Linked DNA regions of Mus musculus: region 2 is linked to region 1. The links are chromatin contacts, found by Hi-C or POLR2A ChIA-PET in ENCODE. All regions are on one chromosome and are shown on one strand. The core of a region is the stretch at or near the end of the contact, and the rest is flanking DNA. Distances in the headings are between cores, read along the strand shown. Region 1 holds the start of Tk2 (thymidine kinase 2, mitochondrial). Region 2 holds the start of 1700082M22Rik (a long non-coding RNA gene).

Region 1 (4,511 bases), core at 1,003-3,502:
CTAGCCTAACCCAAGCCAGGTCCCCACCACTGCTCCTCTGCCCTGGAGCTTTCCTGTGGAGAAGCACTGTTGGAGTAGGCGAGAAAAACCCAAGAATGCCAGCCCAGCCTCTTCGCCATTTGAGCATCTCAAATGCCACCTCCTTAGGATTTCCCTTGGTTACCTTGTCTAGTCATTCCTCAGCATTTTTTTTTTTTTTTTTTTTTTTTTTAGATCCCATCCAGATTACAAGTATAATATCCCCCAGGAAAACGTTGATTCACTGGTAGTAAGTTAGACTTAGGCAAGAGAAGTTCCGATGTTCTGTTAGTCTGGTTGACCACGGATAATGAAAATGTATAGTTTTATTTAAAAACTAAAAGGCTACAAGAAAGGAATTTGGCCGTTTTCAGCACAGAAATTATTCCGAAGAGACAGACTTATCCTGATATGAATATCACACAATGTGCACATGTAATAAAACATCCAATGGTATCTTGTAAATAAATACAATTATGTATCAGTTAAAATAAAAAATATAAATTCTATAAAGCAAGGATCTGTCTGCTTCTCTGCTCGAAGGGTCCCCATGGTCTGGGCCACTCATCAATAGCTATAGAATATATAGCCTGAACTTATGGCCTGGCCCTGTTAGTCTGTCCTTGCTCTCAGAACGTGCAAGCCTGTCTCTAGAGTACTTTTCGCCTCCCACTGCTGTTAGTTGTCCCACAGTTTATAAAGTGCTCCGGTGTAGCCAGGACAAACCATCTTGGAGCATTTCATGATGATAGACACAGGAAGAATATGTCACTTCCATTATGTGAATTAAGTCTCATGATTTCTTTTGGAGAACTGAATAACCACCCGTCCTAGTTTGCTTCTCTGTGATAAAACAAACACTGACCAAAAGCAATTTGGGGGAAGAAAGGGTTATTTGGCTTACAGGAGGGAAGACAAAGTAGGAACTCAAGGCTGGAACCGGAGGCAGAAGAAGCAGAAGCAGAAGAACTAAGAGTGTTTATCAGCTTCAGTAGTTCTCTGGTTTGCTCATTCATAAAGACCCGCAGCTCACCTGCCCAGGGACAGCATTGCCCATAGCAAGGAGGCAAAAAACAAAAACAAAACAAAACAACAACAACAACAAAACCCCTCCTTCATCAATTAGCAACAGGAATATGCTCCACAGACATGCGCACAGGCCAATCTGCCGCAGCCAGTTTCTCAATTGAGGCTCCCTTTCCCGAGGTGTTTCTAGTTTGTGTTGCCTTGGTAAGAATTAACTAGCCCACAACCCCAGTCCATTTAGATCTCTTTGGATCCTGCCCATCTAAGATCTGTTCATTTGGCTGAATCTGATCAACAGTTACCAACAATCTCACCCCAAGACGCTCACACACACACACACACACACACACACACACACACACACAACTGTCGACTTTGAATTTGAAGATTTTATTTGCCTTTACTAGGTGCCTAGCAAATAAACAGGAAGCCCTGTTAGGGTGATGGCTTTTTTGTTACAGATCTAAAAGAGTAAAACAAAACCCAGAAAATGTCTTTCTTCATTTTGCCCAAGACGACTGCCAGCATCTTGCCACCTGGAAGAAGTGGAAATCTTCTTTACACGCATTGTAACTGCCCATATACAGTCAAGGCGGCAACATCTGGGCTTATTGGTCTTGAATGGGTGAATTATAGTACCCAAGCTTATTTTTGCTTACAAGTTGGCCTTACATGCTTTTTTTCTTATCCCTTTTTTGTTCATTCAGGGGAGATATTCGTTATGCTTTCCCGAGGAACATTAAAATCCAAACGTTGAAAATGTCAAAGACTGTAACATTTGGGAACAATGGCTTTCACGGCCCTCTCACCTGTGTCCCTCACACTGTTTTTTGTGATGGTGGGGATTAAACCTAGGAGGGCCCTTTGAAGCCCAAGGACAAGCTTGGAAAATGTTCCCAAGTTTGACAAGGTCTACTTGCAGAGTATTTTCGAAGGAAAATACAGGACATCCTGAGTAGGCGGTGCGAGGTGTGGATGGAGCCGGCAACCAAGGAAGTAATCGGATATACTAAGCAGTCCCCGGCATTATTATGCCATCCATTCTCTAAATCTACTTGGGTCAGGGCCATTCTGCGGTCTGTAAGTGGGGAAATCCTCACTTTGAATCTCTTCGGTGTAGCCTAGAGGGAGAAATACTAGCGGATCCCTTAAGGGGCGGGGCCGGACAAGGGGTGGGGCGGGGCTCCAGGACGCACCGGAAGGAAGTAGGACTTGCACATCAGCCAGGGACTATGCTGCTGCGGTCGCTGCGTAGTTGGGCTGCCCGGTCCCTGCGTAGCGTGGGCCCGGGGAGCTCCGGGAGCCCCGGGAGCCTCGATTCGGGCGCCGGGCCGCTGTGGGCACCTCGCCGCGCCTGGCCTCCGGGTAACTAGTGCTTTTGTGCCACCTCGTAGGGGCCACACTGAACCCCGCCCCCTCACCTGCTAGTCCCCAGGAAGGGTCTGGGGACTGTGGGACCCTAATGAACTGTCAGGATCGGCACTTAGTGGGGCTCAAACGCGGCTTCTCGGCCCATTTTTTTAATTTTTATTTTTTATTGTCAGATTCTTTAGGCTTGGGAGGTGGCTAGTTGGGGCACGAGCTGTATTTAATCAGCTCTTAGTGGATGCAGGTGTCTGCGGACCTAGGGGGCGGGTTCAGGCTTGCGACTTTCTCCTCTTGCTGGCAGTGCGGATCTTTCTCTTCGGAAATGGAAGCCAGGTGACATAGCTTTCATTGGCCTCGGGCTGCTGCTGCCAGGTGGGTTGGCAGTGTTGCCAGTCTTGGCCTAGACAGCCTGGGTCCCAACCCTTGGAATCTCTCAGAGTGTAGGTTATCCCTGGGTGCGCTGTGAAGATCCTAAGCACACAATCCAGGTGAAACGGAAAGTAGAATGTACCGAGCAAAGGAAACTAAGCAAGCACACATGGGCCTGGGCCCAGTACAGCGACACATACGGACCCAACTGTAGAGAGTCCCAAGAATGGCAAACATTTTTTGTAAGCCAGGGAACACGCATACGCAATGACTGTGTGGTCATTTATCAGGTCAGCACAGAGCAGAGTGAATAATTGAAACATCGATTTCCTTTCCTTTTTTAGATAAAGATAGAGAAAATGATAAGGAGAAAAAAGCAGTGGTAAGTTTCTCTTTGCATGCTTTCTCCAGCGTAATTTCGGTTTGGTTTTGTTTTTTTTTTTTTTTTTTTTTTTGAGGCGGAGAACAAAAACAATGGTGCGCACAGTGAAAAACCAAACCCAAGACGATATCCAGGGTCACAAATCTCTCTTCCTTCTTGTGGCCCGGTTCCTCTCCTTAGATTCCATCACCGTTAGCCATTTCTTGTGTGTACGGGCGGGAGTGGGGCCTCGAGCTGCATTCAGGTAGTAAGCACTCATGTTCAGGTGTTTGTGAACTGCCAAAGATGCTGACCGAGCCATCTAAACGGCTTAAATTGCATCTATTTGCTTCACTGCCGATTGCCCCGCCCAGATGTGGGGGGAAGTGTTCTTCTCACTTCCTTCTGCTGTCTAGTGGAGACCAGAGAATCCACGAGGGACCTCAGGGTGGCCTCAGTCAGGAGGTGCTTGACAGGCAGGCTCTGGGGGTTGGGGCTGTGAGGTCAAAGGAAGTGCAAGTTAGACAGGTTTAAATGTTGCAGCAGTATTTTGGTTACCACCAGCCCAAGGGTTCAGTTTCTTCCTTTGAGATCATCTCACCCCAGGCTGGCCTCAAACTTGTGATCCTTCGGCTTCGACCCCTCCTGAACACTGGGATTTCAGTTGTGTGTCACTCCCAAGTGGTCAGGGCCCGTTTCTGTAAGGGAGCTGAAAGCCTTGAGCTCAGATGGCTGGGGAGAAGGCAGCTGGAGCACCTTAGTGCCTCTGGAGGGTGGAAGGTGTGCCCTCCTGTACCCCTTGGTGGGGCAGTGGAGGTAGTCAGGAGGAAGGCGTGTCCCTGGGAAGCAGGAGTGACATCACAGGAAGAGGAGGCTTGGTTTTCAAGGCTGGAGAAATGGCTCAGCAGTTAAGAGCTCTTGTTGATGTTACAGAAGATTCAGGTTTTTGTTCCTAGCACTCACGTGACAGCCCACAAACTGTTTACTTCCAATTCCAAAGGATCTGACCCCGCCTCTGCTGCTCTTCATGGACACCAGGCATACACTGGAGCACAGACGTACAAGCAGGCAAACCATTTATCCATATAAAATACATCTAAAAAGTTAGAGGAGGAAGGTGGTGGTGGCGGCACAGGCCTTTGATCCCAACACTCGGGAGGCAGTTCTCTCAGTTGAAGGCCAGCCTGGTCTACAGAGGGATTTCCAGGACAGCCAGAGTTACACAAAGAAACCCTGTCTTAAACAACCAAAATAAATAAATAAAATGAATGAAGGAGAGAAAGAAAATATGGATAGCTAGTGACATAGAATTTGTATTTGTAATTGTTGAGCTAACCTTGCCAAGTGTTGGACCTGTTCTGGATATGGT
Region 2 (4,511 bases), core at 648-3,147, 390 kb before region 1:
ATAGATAGAGTCTATTATTGAACAGGTTATCTCTGAACTCCTGAGCTCATCAGTCCTCCAGCCTCAGCCTTCCCAGTAGTTCAGACACACATATTTACCATAGCACTCAGCTTACAGCTTACAATGATTTTGTTATGGCTGCTTGGATTTCCTAGGACATACCAAGCTGCTACTATTTGGGTTATTTATAATCCATTTACAGACCGAAAAAAACTTGAGACTTGCTAAGAGGTGGACATAAGTTTGTGGTACCCACTCACCTCTGTCTCCTCCAAAGCTTCAGATTCATTAAAGACGTCTGGGACTTGGAGAAGAAGAAGAAGGAAAGGATGGAGAGAAGATAAGGTAAAGAAGAGAGAAAGGGACCCAGGTCACTGGGGTGTGAAGCAAAGTTGCCATTCACTGAACTCAGACATATATAACATCACGAGGGAAATTATTGAGCATGTGAAGCAAGACAGGACACTGGCAAACTTGGTACCGAGTAATGAAGAGCAGCACAGATATATGGTGGAGGAAACACAGGATGACTCGTTGGATAAAGGCATTTACTGCAATGACTGAAGATGACCTGCGTTCTATCCCTGGAAACCATACACTAGAAGAGAGAACCCCTCCTGAAACTTGTCCTCTGACCTCCACTTAACACATTGTGGCATGTGCCCTCTTCTCAAATGTAGTTAAAATTTTAATGAATGTGAGAATCTTCCCGACAGTGCTGGAAATCCCAGTGGGGTTGAGATGGAAAAACTGCTGCAGCCTGACCCAGAGCTCAGAGGTCCCTTAAGTCCCCTTGGCCCCAGGAGAACTTACATTGCTGGATCAGAGGTCCCATCCTTTACACAGTTTAGGTGGCCCAGGGGTATAAACCACAGCATCCCTAGAGGCAGCTTGGCGAAGGGAACTAGCAGGAAGGCGTGGACACCCACATCAATACCACTCAAATGAAAGAGATTTCCCCATGTGACTGGTCATGATGGGACTGGAAATGTACAGATGGCATCAAAGTTGAGTCTGTTCTATCAGCGGGCGCCGCACTGTGGGTGTTGCTACCTCCTTGTGACCTTTAGGTCAGCCTTGTCAAAGTACTCTTTGTTTTCAAACACTGTTTTTACCCACTACAAGACCCCAGCTTATCCATCCAGGCTCACTGAGGGACCTCTGGACCTGCTGCCATCATTCAGTCCTGCGAGCAGTCAGCCATGGGCCACGTGTGCTGGTCCCAATGGCACAAGTCTGTCTTCCACCAACCCTGCCTCTCCTGAGTTACGAAAAAGACTGTGGGAATTATATGTGCAATTTCCCATTCTTTAGACAAGCTGGACATGACATCACCCATGCCAAGAATGATATTTCTGCCTGCTAAGGCATTCGTGGCCTCCATAGCCTGGCTGACAGCAAAGGAGACAGTCTGGTAGGGAGGGGTTATAGGATAAATTAAGTGCTGCCTTCTCAGGGCAGATCAGATTCAAGTGGCCTAGAGGTCACCACGGTCTACATTAGGATGCTCTGAGGTGAGAGTTTAGGATCGCGTATCTACTTAACAAGCATGTAACTAGTGCTGCCGATTCCTACTAGAGGAAACCAGCGTGTCATTAGATCTACGGTTCTACGATAGCGTGACAGCGAGCTGGAGCGTCCCAAGGCCCAATCACAAGGAGCCTTTAGTGCCCTTGTCAGACGGTGTTGGCTTCCTGCGATCCAGCTCCCAACAGGATCCCACGGCTAAGAACCGAAGGGACGCCCCGGCGAGAGCTACCAACATTTTTCCCGCTTTCGGAGTAGCCCGCACGACAAATACACCGCTTCTAGCAAACTACTCGCCGAATCCCTGGAGTGTGGCGTGTCCCTTGCACGACCCCGTAGCCACACCACGCCCTCTCCTCGTTCCCAGGAAGTGCGCGGAAGGAGCGGAAGTACACACCACCGGGGGATTGTGGGAACCGCGGTTCCGGGATGGTGGGCGGCGGCGGTAGCGGCGGCGGGCTCTTAGAGAACGCTAACCCCCTCATCTATGAGCGTTCCGGGGAGCGGCCAGTGACGGCGGGCGAGGAAGATGAGGAAGTGCCGGACAGCATCGACGCCCGGGAGATCTTCGATATCCGTCGCTGCAGGGCGCTGGCGGGACGGTGGGGGCTTGGGGTGTCGGCAAGAAGTGATGCGCAGCCCGCTGGTGGAGGGGTGTCCCGGTTAGGCGTTGCCTGCGGAGATTTTGAGTGGGCCAAAACTTAGAGTCCCTTTTCCTTCACTTGGCACATCTTATCCGCTCCATTAATGACCCGGAGCATCCACTGACACTGGAGGAATTGAACGTAGTAGAGCAAGTTCGGATTCAGGTGAGTAGTTTACTCGAGTAATCAAAAAGGTACCGTTGTACCTCAGAGGCTGGTGTTCTCCGTTCACAAGCCCCCAAGAGGATCTGTGGGAGGTGTGTTAATGTTTATGGAGCCGATAAAAAGTTGGGTGACTTGCCCAAATCGATAAACTAAAGAGTGTCTTTGGGCTAGGGGCCGCCGTGCGATCACTGCGATCTGATCTCCCTTGTCATCGCAGGTTAGCGACCCAGAGAGCACAGTAGCAGTGGCCTTCACACCCACCATCCCACACTGCAGCATGGCCACGCTTATTGGCCTCTCCATCAAAGTCAAGCTGCTGCGATCCCTTCCCCAGCGGTTCAAGGTCAGTTGGAGTCAAGCCCCCGAGGGTGAAACAAACTACTGGGGCGGGCGAGGGGACATCGGGCGGAGATCGGAAGGATCCGAACTCGCAGAGTTGAACCCCCAAGTTGATGTGACAAGAATATTGGGGGGAAAAAACTCCAGAAAATAGGAGTGTGGTGGAAAGGGCAGCTGGGAGCTGTGAATGGGCGTGATCGATCGAGGCACTGGAAGGCTTTTAAAGTCAATAGTCGCTGACTAGGTCCTAGGGTAAAAGTGGATTGACTGACTGCAGGTGGGTTTGGGGTGGCTTGGAAGAGCCAGAATCAAGAGGGGTGACTGGGAGTTCAGATGGTTGGGAGGTAGTGTCCAAAAGAAAAGGACAGGCGGGTAAATGCTCGGGCCCACATTGTCTTTCCTGCAGATGGATGTACACATTACACCCGGGACCCACGCCTCCGAGCATGCAGGTTAGTGTGGACTGCTGGGCCCCAAACTAGGTGAGGCTTCCCCTTTGCCACAGTCATCTGTGGGGGCAAGATTAGGACCAGGGGACTAAGTGAATAAAATGGCCATACTACAGCTTAGACCAAAGCTGGCCTGACTGAAATCTCCTGCTTCCCATGACCCACCCTCCTGTGGTCCTCAAGTACACAGGGACATTGGGTCGGGCTTCAGGAAACACTGGAGGGAGGCAGACATAAGCAGTCCCTGGTGGTGACGGGCATTCCAAATGATGAAGCTAGTTATGGGTACAGGTGATGCATATAGCCTGATCCAGGCTTGGAGTCCTGAGACTATCAGAAAAGAACTTTATTGGTAGAAATATAATGTATACTGAGGCTAGCAACCTGGCCCAAGTTTGCTTTAATCCTGTTTTTCCACCCTTCTTTTCCTACCCAGTGAACAAACAACTTGCAGATAAGGAGCGAGTGGCAGCTGCCCTGGAGAATACACACCTGCTTGAGGTTGTTAATCAGTGTTTATCCGCCCGCTCGTGAGCCTGGCTTTGGACCCCCAGCCTGCACTCAGGTTGTCCTGGCCTCAGCTCCACCAAGGGCTCATGGCTTTGTTTTCTTGAATCACTGACAAGGAGAAACTTAACACTTTTTATTTTGTAATAAACCCTTAATTTATATTCATTTCCCAGTATGCCTTAGCGTCTCTCATAGTGGACTCATTTTCGGTTGTAGTAGAGTGGGGTGGGGACCTATGAAGGGTGGGTCCATGAGGTGCCCTCATTGCTTCTGATAACTCCCAGTGGGGCTGGAAAAATGGCTCAACAGTTAAAAACACTTACTGCTCTTAAGATCTGGGTTAGGTTCCCAGCGCCCAAGTTACAACCATCTGTAACTTCAGTTCCAGAGGATCTTACATTCTCTTCTTGCCTCCAAAGGCACCAGGAACACATGTGATACACACATGTATAGGCAAATACTCATACATATAAAGTAAATCAGCAAGCTGTATATAGTGGTACAAACTTTTTAGTCCCAGCACTCAGGAGACTGAGGCAAGCACATCTATGATTTTGACAACAGCTTGGTCTACATAGAGAGTTCCAGGACAGCCAAGGCAGTTATAGGGAGACCCTGTCTCAAAAAATAATAATAATTTTTAAAAATTTGTTTAGCCTTTCCAATGTTTCAGATACCAAAGGTTGCAAATGATAAAAATTAAAATTTGAAGAAATATATACATATATATGGATAGCCAAGCCACCAATGAATGGAACTCAATAGATTCAGCTGACCTGTTGGGCCTTATTGATGTGTATGTATTTAAGAACTGCTTCTAGAGGAGTCTGTAAAAATGTGACCCTTCCTTCACTTTAAGGAACCGTGTCCTAAATTG

What was found. A loop is a pair of places that touch in the nucleus more often than their neighbours do. ChIA-PET counts read pairs that join two places held with the same protein, here RNA polymerase II (POLR2A).
Region 2: a loop to region 1 is called in a map of T-helper 17 cell, with 3 times the contacts of the local background. The contact joins the promoter of 1700082M22Rik here to the promoter of Tk2 in region 1. A Hi-C loop is called at or near these places in 2 of 37 maps with a recorded cell type or tissue (both T-helper 17 cell). POLR2A ChIA-PET finds 5 or more read pairs at or near these places in 1 of 5 experiments (Patski).

What each region holds. Positions count from the first base shown.
Region 1 is chr8:104,246,299-104,250,809 of GRCm38, reverse strand. It overlaps Tk2 (thymidine kinase 2, mitochondrial), which reads left to right and starts at 2,252. Exons shown (of 10, transcript NM_021028.3): 1 at 2,252-2,409; 2 at 3,126-3,163. The coding sequence starts at 2,277.
Region 2 is chr8:104,639,136-104,643,646 of GRCm38, reverse strand. 1700082M22Rik (a long non-coding RNA gene) reads right to left here and starts at 1,897. Exons shown (of 3, transcript XR_003947594.1): 1 at 1,764-1,897. Ciao2b (cytosolic iron-sulfur assembly component 2B) reads left to right here and starts at 1,919. Exons shown (of 5, transcript NM_026753.2): 1 at 1,919-2,098; 2 at 2,257-2,336; 3 at 2,554-2,679; 4 at 3,082-3,127; 5 at 3,561-3,808. The coding sequence starts at 1,957. The coding sequence ends at 3,658.